Linked DNA regions of Homo sapiens: region 1 is linked to region 2. Evidence: read pairs that join two places in POLR2A ChIA-PET (ENCODE). Cell type or tissue: MCF 10A. All regions are shown on one strand. Each heading gives the region's core, and the rest is flanking DNA. Links, peaks and the distances in the headings are about the cores only.

Region 1 (5,377 bases), core at 218-5,217, 56 kb after region 2:
ATTGATGTGGGGAAAAATGTAGGTTCTCAGCACATGCCGTGAGATCTATGAAAACTGACTCATTCATTTTAGATGAGGTAAGTGTTGACATTAGGGAATTTGGTGGGCAGCATTTATTTTCCTATTTATTAAAATGTCAGAAAGAGTACCGATGGCACCTCCTAAAAAGCTTGCAGGTGGTGATCTTCAGAAAATACCCTCAAAGAGGACAAGAATGCTAATATTCTAGCTTGATGATGAAAATAAGGCTAGTACAATCAAGATATCAAAGTAGGAACAGTTCATAAAAAAACTATGAAAGTAAGACAGACATATATATGTATGTAAAGATAGACACATATATTTATATACATTTATAAAATACATGTACAATAAACCACGCTTAAGAGTTGTAGAATATTAAACTAGAAAAAGTCAGACTTCAAAGAACTTTACTCTTTGAATAAATTCACCAATGCTTTTTCAATAATTTACTTCTTTTCAAGTTATATTTTGTGTATGTCCCAGTGGAAGACAATATTGCCCCTGGACATTTAAAGGAGCATAGAGAAATTCAAATTTATTTTATACTCTTGGTTAAGCGGTCATATGTTAATATGAGAACAGAGTAGCCATATTTTGCTGCAGTGAGCTTGTGTCTCTTATTATATACTGCAAATCAACCTCACAGCTAAAACATGTCACTCTGGGTCAGCTGAGTTGGTTCTGGTCTCACTGGTTGTTGCACATACTTCTGTTTGTGTTACACACAGAGAAGTGGAAAATGACCATTCCCTGAAAAGTTGGAGCCTCAAATTAACATTTGCCCAATAATCTGGATATTTTGATTGTAATACAGTAATTTCCAATTTACCCCACTTCTTCATCTCAGTTCGTCCAGGCAGAACATAAAATAAACCAAGTTTATGTTAAATGCTGTTATCAGAAGAAATAATTTTGAAAAGTTAATATATCTATATAATGATTCAACCTAAATTGCCATACCAGTACCAGTGGTTAACTCCTCAGGGTCACCTTTGAGCAGATTGGCTATGTCTACCCTCCTCTGGCTCTCCATGTCATCTCCAAATGGGATGTTGGCATTTTCACATGGAAGGAAAATAGAAGCTGAAGTCAATAAACCGCAACATCTGGAACTGGAGAAAAGATTTCACTGGAAAGAACTTGACAAACTCTGAAAACAAAGTTCTAGACTTTACTAATTTCTTTTGGCTGCAAAGCCGAGCTCAATGCAAAGCACAAAGAGGATTTGTCCGAGGCTCTTTTCAAAGAAGTAAAAAGCCAACCCGCACTAAAATTAATGCATCGACTGCATAAACAGTCGAGATAGTTATCTGATACTGAGGGAATAGAGCCACACTAGGCCTTTTTGTTATTTATGGGATTATTATTGGAGGAAACAGAAGCAATTAGATATCCCCTGCTTTCAGAGCAGGGGAAGGAAAAAAGGTGTCAAACATAGTTTTTCAATTTGGTCTCTTGATCATTTCGTTCTCGCTACATCTTAAAATCCAAATATACACATTCCCCCAGTGCCCCACTGGCCTTTTAGCTGTACCTTTGACTATTTGTCCTTCATGAAAACTCCATGAATTTTGAATTATGCATGGAAATACTTTAAAACATCTTAAAAATAGAAGCTGTGCCTTTAAAAATAAAGTACGTTTATTATTTTATGTGATTACAAAATAATACATATATATGTGTGCATGCATGTATACGTATATGACCATTCTGTTCTCATATTAACGTGGGACCACTTAACCAAGAGTGTAAAATAAATTTGGTGTGTGATGGCAGATAGTGAGTAGAGGGAATTACACTACCAAGTTGCAGATGCATCTAACTGTCCCCAGGTCTGTGTTCCGTTTGGTGAGATATGTTTTAAAATCTGAATCAACTGATGGACTTCGCATTTATTTGTTTCTGTTAACATGGAATCTTTTGCAAGAATTGGTTCAACAATAGCGTTGAGTGGGTGGACTTAATAAAAGCTCCAGCAGAGCCATGAAACAGCCCTGGCATGAGGCTTCCTACCAGTTGATGGGAAGCCCATCATGGCCAAAGCCGTGCTGCCCTTGTCCTCAAGGAGCTTTATGTTGAAAGGAAAAAACATAAATATGAAATAATTGTGGGAGAATGAAATATTCTTCATTGTACTTTTCTGACTCCAGAGCAGGCTTCATGGAGGAGGTGTGATAACCAACACTTTCTGGTACCTAGAGTAACAAAACCCCCTTGGAAGACACATTTTCTAGCAAAGTTGGGGCTTTCAGGTCAGTTACGATAGGGTTTCCTTGGATATGTGTAAATAGAATGTCAGACAAGGTGGAAAATCATTGCCAGAGAGCTTAACGTACCCATAATTTTAAAAAAAAATACAACCCAAGTGTAATTGATTGCATCAGACTAAAGGAATTTCTTGCTAAAACAGATGGCAAAATGCACGCTTTGTCTTTCTCTTTTTTTTCCTCTAAATTGCTCTTTTTTTCTTCCTCCAAACAATTAAGCCTGAAAAACTGGGAGCAATCAGGTGGCTGTAAGTATAACCAGTCCTCCCCTCACCCTCCTTTTTCTTTTCATAATGAGCTTGCATTTTCTTCACAAATATATTTGAAAGTTACACTTTCTCTTCTCTCAGACTTGAATCAAGATGAAAGGAGACCAGTGTGGCAGAAGGTGCATCTGGGGAGGTGGCCCAGGGAGCTGGCTTCAAAGGGCGGCTGTCGGAGGGTGACTCATGGTACTCTTCACTTCCCCTGCCAGCGGTTTCCTCCCCTGGTGTGAGTGCAGCCAAGAAGCACAAAAGCCATTTGGCGGATTGAGCCAGGTGCCAACTCTGAATATCTAGTTTTAATTGAACACAATCTAAGACAGTCTCAAGGGAAACACTTGATTATTATTTTTTGTCAATAACTCTCCAGTGTCATGCAAATTAAATAAAAGGGCACTGACTCTGGAGCCTTTGATGAGTCTGTGTAAAAGGAGTGTTATGCTGTCGCCAGCTCCTGGTGAATGGCTTTGCATGGCAAAGAATGTATCTTTCACAATCATTGTTCCAATTTACTGCGGCCGTGCTCTCCGCCCCACAGTTAGTGAACCAGGAGATGCTGCTCATTAGAAGAGAAAGTGCCGAAAGAGAGGAATTTTACTTTGTCTTCCTTGCTCTTGTGCAATGACTATTTTGCCTTCGTGGCTCAACCATCTCATGGCTTTCTCTGTGGTAGCTGAAGATCAGAAATGGTGCTGGCAACCAGGGTGTTCTACCCTGGGTCCCTTTGCTAAAACAAGCAGTGTTTAGTCCACAGGCAGATGAAGGCACCACAACACTCAATCTCCAAAGGGCTTTTGTCCCAGAAAAGAAGTGCTGCCCATGGCCTGATGTCAGAACAGAGAAGGTGGGATACATGGCATCCAGATTTTAGATATTCAGTGAGGATCAGAAAGAAGCGGGTGTTCTTCTTTCCCCTGGGAACGTGCTGGATGCAACACTGAGTGTATTGAATGTAAAAGTTGGGTTCTGAAACAGTGACTTCATGTACCCACCTCAGTGCCTGACTTGAGATGGCCATGCGGTGCTGCCCCAGGACACCTGCTCTCCTGTGCCTGGCGCATCCCTCCCGGACAAACTGCCCCACCCCTACACCTGACCACTGTGCTCTGCCAGGGTTTTCCTCTCCTGTAAAGTCACAGGCCACTTATTGTCCAAATTATACCGACGACAAATATCTCCTGTGGCAATATATTATCATTTGTCTCTCTATTGACAACCCTTTGACATTGAAGTAGTAGCAACATGATTACAAAATTTCTGTCATTCCTGACACTGTCCAAAGTATCAAATGCTTAATATTTTTATTTATATTAGCTTTCGTTACCATAGTTTTATTTAAATGTTAATTATTTTATTTTTATTTATTTATTTTTTGAGATGGAGTCTGGCTCTGTCACCTAGGCTGGAGTGCAGTGACACCATCTTGGCTCACTGCAGCCTCCCCTTCCCTGGTTCAAGTGATTCTTGTGCCTCAGCCTCCTTAGTAGTTGGGACTACAGGCATACGCCACCAAACCTAGCTAATTTTTGTATTTTTAGTAGAGACGGGGTTTTGCCTTGTTGGCCAGGCTGGTCTTGAACTCTTGGCCTCAAGTGATCCACTCACCTCGGCCTCCTAAAGTGCTGGGATTACAGGAGTGAGCCACCATGCCCAGCCAAAAATATTTTTTATTTTAATTTTATTTATTTATTTTTCTTTTCGAGACAGGGTCTCCCTCTGTTGCTCAGGCTGGAATGCAGTGGTGCAATCTCTGCTCACCGCAACCTCTATCTCCTCAGCTCAAGTGATCCTCCCATCCCAGCCTCCTGAATAGCTGAGACTACAGACATGCACCACCATTCCTGGCTATTTTTTGTGGAGACAAGTTCTCACTATATTGTCCAGGCTTGTCTCAAACTCCTGGGCTCAAGTGATCTGCCCACCTTGGCCTCCCAAAGTGCTGGGATTACAGGCAAGATCCTGGCCATTTTTTGTTTTTAAATTGGGGAATTTCACAGAGTAAAATGAACTAATCTTAAGTGCAGTGCTCAGTGAATTTTGTTTATGTATGGACTCTACAACTGCTGCTCGGACCAAGGTAGAAAGCATTTAAATATTTGTTTTTAAAAGAAAGCATGATATCAGTACCAGCAATAACTTCAAAAGCATGCTTTGATGTGCTAGCTAAACTTTTTCTAATATAGAACACAATAAAGACTTATAAATGATAAATGATCATGTTTCATCTAAAAGCATCCTGTGTAGTGCTAGATATCATTCCATCATTCATTTATTCATCCATTTGATAAATATTTATTGAGTATCTAGTATGCGTAAGGCATTGTTCTAAACATGGTGGAAGTAGCAATGAATAAAGCAGACCAATTCCCCATTCTTAGTACATTCTAGTTGGGGAGAAAGAAAATGACAAGGCTTGGGAGCAGACTAAACAAGAGAGGGAATAGTGAGAGCTGGGTCTGGGAGGAAGGGCGGGTTTGAAAATTCAAATAGAGTGATCAGACAAGGTCTAGTATTTAAGCAAAGACTTGAAGGTGGCCAGGAACTAAACCATGATGGCAGTGGGTGGGAGATTTTCAGGTAGCTCATCTGTTCCAGAAAACACATAGAAGCACAGCCAGAGGGCTAGTGCTCCACTCTGGGGAGCACTGGAGTGGATAAAGCAGGGCCATAGAAGTTCTTACTCTGCCTCCATGATCCATTTGAGGATGTCTTTGGGCAAGTTAGTTAATCTCACAATAATTCAGTGTCTTAAATTAGAGGAAGAATAATTCCCTTTTGTAGTACTGTAGGTTAGAGAAAATCTATGTAAAGCAACTAGCTTAA
Region 2 (5,377 bases), core at 150-5,149:
AGATAGTTTGTTATAATCTCTGTTCTTTTACATTTGCTGAGGAGAGCTTTACTTCCAAGTATGTGGTCAATTTTGGAATAGGTGTGGTGTGGTGCTGAAAAAAATGTATATTCTGTTGATTTGGGGTGGAGAGTTCTGTAGATGTCTATTAGGTCCGCTTGGTGCAGAGCTGAGTTCAATTCCTGGGTATCCTTGTTGACTTTCTGTCTCGTTGATCTGTCTAATGTTGACAGTGGAGTGTTAAAGTCTCCCATTATTAATGTGGGGGAGTCTAAGTCTCTCTGTAGGTCACTCAGGACTTGCTTTATGAATCTGGGTGCTCCTGTATTGGGTGCATGTATATTTAGGATAGTTAGCTCTTCTTGTTGAATTGATCCCTTTACCATTATGTAATGGCCTTCTTTGTCTCTTTTGATCTTTGTTGGTTTAAAGCCTGTTTTATCAGAGACTAGGATTGCAACCCCTGCCTTTTTTTGTTTTCCATTTGCTTGGTAGATCTTCCTCCATCCTTCTACTTTGAGCCTATGTGTGTCTCTGCACGTGAGATGGGTTTCCTGAATACAGCACACTGATGGGTCTTGACTCTTTATCCAATTTGCCAGTCTGTGTCTTTTAATTGGAGCATTTAGTCCATTTACATTTAAAGTTAATATTGTTATGTGTGAATTTGATCCTGTCATTATGATGTTAGCTGGTGATTTTGCTTGTTAGTTGATGCAGTTGCTTCCTAGTCTCGATGGTCTTTACATTTTGGCATGATTTTGCAGCGGCTGGTACCAGTTGTTCCTTTCCATGTTTAGCGCTTCCTTCAGGAGCTCTTTTAGGGCAGGCCTGGTGGTGACAAAATCTCTCAGCATTTGCTTGTCTGTAAAGTATTTTATTTCTCCTTCACTTATGAAGCTTAGTTTGGCTGGATATGAAATTCTGGGTTGAAAATTCTTTTCTTTAAGAATGTTGAATATTGGCCCCCACTCCCTTCTGGCTTGCAGGGTTTCTGCTGAGAGATCCGCTGTTAGTCTGATGGGCTTCCCTTTGAGGGTAACCTGACCTTTCTCTCTGGCTGCCCTTAACATTTTTTCCTTCATTTCAACTTCGGTGAATCTGACAATTATGTGTCTTGGAGTTGCTCTTCTCGAGGAGTATCTTTGTGGCGTTCTCTGTATTTCCTGAATCTGAACGTTGGCCTGCCTTGCTAGATTGGGGAAGTTCTCCTGGATAATATCCTGCAGAGTGTTTTCCAACTTGGTTCCATTCTCTCCATCACTTTCAGACGTAGATTTGGTCTTTTCACATAGTCCCATATTTCTTGGAGGTTTTGCTCATTTCTTTTTATTCTTTTTTCTCTAAACTTCCCTTCTCGCTTCATTTCATTCATTTCATCTTCCATCGCTGATACCCTTTCTTCCAGTTGATTGCATCGGCTCTTGAGGCTTCTGCATTCTTCACGTAGTTCTCGAGCCTTGGTTTTCAGCTCCATCAGCTCCTTTAAGCACTTCTCTGTATTGGTTATTCTAGTTATACATTCTTCTAAAGTTTTTTCAAAGTTTTCAACTTCTTTGCCTTTGGTTTGAATGTCCTCCCGTAGCTCAGAGTAATTTGATCGTCTGAAGCCTTCTTCTCTCAGCTCGTCAAAGTCATTCTCCATCCAGCTTTGTTCCGTTGCTGGTGAGGAACTGCGTTCCTTTGGAGGAGGAGAGGCGCTCTGCGTTTTAGAGTTTCCAGTTTTTCTGTTCTGTTTTTTCCCCATCTTTGTGGTTTTATCTACTTTTGGTCTTTGATGATGGTGATGTACAGATGGGTTTTTGGTGTGGATGTCCTTTCTGTTTGTTAGTTTTCCTTCTAACAGACAGAACCCTCAGCTGCAGGTCTGTTGGAATACCCTGCCGTGTGAGGTGTCAGTGTGCCCCTGCTGGGGGGTGCCTCCCAGTTAGGCTGCTCGGGGGTCAGGGGTCAGGGACCCACTTGAGGAGGCAGTCTGCCCATTCTCAGATATCCAGCTGCGTGCTGGGAGAACCACTGCTCTCTTCAAAGCTGTCAGACAGGGACATTTAAGTGTGCAGAGGTTACTACTGCTGTCTTTTTGTTTGTCTGTGCCCTGCCCCCAGAGGTGGAGCCTACAGAGGCAGGCAGGCCTCCTTGAGCTGTGGTGGGCTCCACCCAGTTCGAGCTTCCAGGCTGCTTTGTTTACCTAAGCAAGCCTGGGCAATGGCGGGCGCCCCTCCCCCAGCCTGGCTGCCGCCTTGCAGTTTGATCTCAGACTGCTGTGCTAGCAATCAGCGAGACTCCGCGGGCGTAGGATCCTCCGAGCCAGGTGTGGGATATAATCTTGTGGTGCACCGTTTTTTAAGCCGGTCCGAAAAGCGCAATATTCGAGTGGGAGTGACCCGATTTTCCAGGTGTGTCCGTCACCCCTTTCTTTGACTCGGAAAGGGAACTCCCTGACCCCTTGCACTTCCCAAGTGAGGCAATGCCTCGCCCTGCTTCGGCTCGTGCACGGTGCATGCACCCAATGACCTGCGCTCACTGTCTGGCACTCCCTAGTGAGATGAACCCGGTACCTCAGATGGAAATGCAGAAATCACCCGTCTTCTGCGTCGCTCACGCTGGGAGCTGTAGACCGGAGCTGTTCCTATTCGGCCATCTTGGCTCCTCCCCTAGGTAATTCTTATAATTACTCATCTAGGTTTAAGAACTATAGGTCTAGAACTATCCTTACTCAGGCTGGAGGCCAAAATTACTCAGAAGAAATGTTAAAGTCCACATTCTCCAGGGTGTGTGATCCAGAAGACACCCTGGCTGACTAGTTCCCAGCCCCAGGGTGTCTGATTCAGAAGTTTCGGCATGAATCCCCAGGTATACGATTATGCTATTTACTCCTGGTTAAGAAAAACTTTTTTAAAGTTTGGTGAATGTTGGTAAGGTTTGGTTCCCCTCCCTTCCTTCCAGATTAATCTTACGCAAATCACTTAATTCTAAGATTGGTTTCCCCCACCCCACTTCTGTTTAAGGGTATCCTGGCAGAGTTGATTCAAAAGCTTTATTCTCCTTTTCTCACACCTTGATGCTTTTTTGCTGTCTGCTCTTTCATTTAGTGGCCTTTGTATAGGAATTTCTCGATGAATGTTTTGAATTAAACTGTCATTATTTGGCTATACTGGGAAAAGGAGCTGCTGGTGCAAAAATGAGTTCTGTTTTTTTTTTTTTCCCCTCACCACTGTTAAGTAAGCTCTTCCAAATTTCAACTATCACCTTCTTTAAAGCATTCTGAGAATCCATAGCAGGGTAGAAAGAGGGGGGCTGGTGGTCTTGAGAGTGGCAGGGCAGGGGGGAAAGTGGTAGGAAAACCTGAGGTATGCATGTGAACTTCAGGAAAGCTCATTCAGCCTGAATTACAGACATGTTCAGGTCTGCCCAGTCCTAACACAAGCCCGTGTAATCAGGTTTGGTCTGGATGTCAAGGAATCGAGATAAAATGGAGCAGAAAATTGTTTGATTTCTTCTTTCCCTTTTGTTCGGAGACTTCCTGGCCTCTGCCATCTGGGCACCCCCCATGCTGTGGTGTCCCACCTTTGCTTTGCTCTGACGTCCAGGTCAAAGTCATGTTTTACTTCAGCAGAATGATTCCCCTTCAGTCCACACCAATAGGCTTGGTGGCTGAGCCGCTAATGACTGTCTAACTCTTTGTGAGAGGTCATCACTCTGAGGAGTTTGCCAACTACTTTGAGAAAGGGAAGAAGCGGCCTCCCTCTGCAGTTATAAGAAGTTGGGCTATGACTCATTATGTGAACTCAGGGTGGGGCTGGTAAAATCTATGGCCTGATGGCCGGGTCAGTTTCCCCTCCTTGAGTCAAGTAGACCTTAAATATGTGAAGCATACTCACTTGGCTTAGGCAGATTTTAATCTTTTTGCCCTCTCCTTGACCAATCAAAATCAAGACACTTGGGAACAGGCAAGTTGCTAGTGGTGAGCTTCTCAAAGCTAACAGGTTTTGAGCTGTTTGCATGTCACAGAACAATTCATCATCTGAGGTTTTTAAAGGACTCCTACTCATAACACTGAAGTGAGTGGAAAAGTGTTCAGACAGGGACATTTACAAATGAGTTTTCTGTGTAGTTTCATCTATAAGAAAGCCCTTTTTCAAAAAATCTGAAAAATAACTCTTTGCAGTGAAAGACATGACTCTCCACTGATAGGAAGAAAAGAATAGTCATACTAACTGGCTCTTTCTCCAGCACATCTCCTTCCTGTGGGGCTGTATTATTGGAAAGTGGCAGTTTTCAAGAGGATACTTTTGTCAATTTTAGTGGATCAGATGCTCAGCTTCAAATTAACAGAGGGCTTTCTTCCTCTTCTTTTTTCATTTAAATGTCCTTGCTTCTTGAAACACTAATAGAAGAAAAAGGACAGTAAGTGATTGCATATGGAAAATGAAAATGCTCACTAATTTCAGTATGAAAGGTCGGGGGTTCAAATAATTATGCCTGTGTAAGTGGTTTCTAGCCTTTCACTTTGAGTTTAGGTTACATTTCTTTACACTTCAGAGTGTTATTTCAGATTACATGCCTACTTTGTATCAAGTTGATATTGTCCATATTGCTAAAGGAAATATTTTCTTGGAAAATGCAAAAGTACACAGTTAAAACCAGCAGGGTTTTTATTCTTTTGAAAAAAATATAAATTATACTGTGAAACAGTATTCTTATGAAAAGCCAAATCAAATTTCCTATTAGAGTCTTCAAATTGGCTATTAAATTGGAAAATTGCAGGGATAAAAGACATCTTTGTTTATGTGGTTTTTTGTTTTGTTTTGTTTTGTTTTTGTTTCGGATCAGAAAACATGGCTTTCCATGCTGAGATCTTGAGTGTATTTGACTGACTAGAGGTATCAAAGACTTTGCCGGCACTATATGTAACTTTGGCTTGGGGCTGAGCATATACCTTTTCACGTCAAAGTGTTTACATTTCTGAGGAACCATTTTAATTTTAGGATGTCACGAATTGTAGTCCCAAAGTACAGCTTCATGTCTAAATATGCTATTGAAACTACAAATTCTGCTTTCACAAATTATGACTTCTGTTTTATTTTTCTTTTTAAACAAACATAGCGGCTAAACCAAAGTTTAATACTTTTCATTCTTTCCTATAAAACAACAAAGTGTTGGCATCTCCTGGATATACACGTCTCTAAATGTTTATCAACTACCTGATCCATCAGTCCTCAGTGACAAATGCTGATATCCCCACAATAGTGACAAACAGGATTAAATAACATCTCTCCAAGGACTGATCAGAAGAGTCAAAACTGCATGATATTAATATTTTTTCTTTACCTATAATTTTATTGAATATAAGCACTGAAAAGTGATACAAGTAATG

Evidence for each region. ChIA-PET counts read pairs that join two places held together with the same protein. Peaks named below come from ENCODE experiments on the same cell type or tissue, not always from the same donor. Only the 100,000 strongest peaks of a DNase experiment are listed, where the experiment ranks them.
Region 1: POLR2A ChIA-PET joins it to region 2 with 5 read pairs; 3 of 35 experiments call an interaction of 5 or more read pairs at or near these places.

Annotation. Positions count from the first base shown.
Region 1 is chr2:66,332,214-66,337,590 of GRCh38, reverse strand. No RefSeq gene overlaps it. Among named protein-coding and RNA genes, the nearest start is that of MIR4778, 23 kb to the left of the region's middle. In MCF 10A, for the core only: no CTCF peak of the experiment used is centred there; DNase peaks (open chromatin) are centred at 2,760 and 3,070.
Region 2 is chr2:66,388,409-66,393,785 of GRCh38, reverse strand. LINC01873 (long intergenic non-protein coding RNA 1873) reads right to left here. Exons shown (of 3, transcript NR_130931.1): 2 at 4,291-4,387; 3 at 1,336-2,873. Among named protein-coding and RNA genes, the nearest start is that of LINC01873, 7.8 kb to the right of the region's middle. RefSeq lists enhancers at 1,739-2,349, 2,350-2,962, 3,655-3,949. In MCF 10A, for the core only: no CTCF peak of the experiment used is centred there; DNase peaks (open chromatin) are centred at 2,765 and 3,735.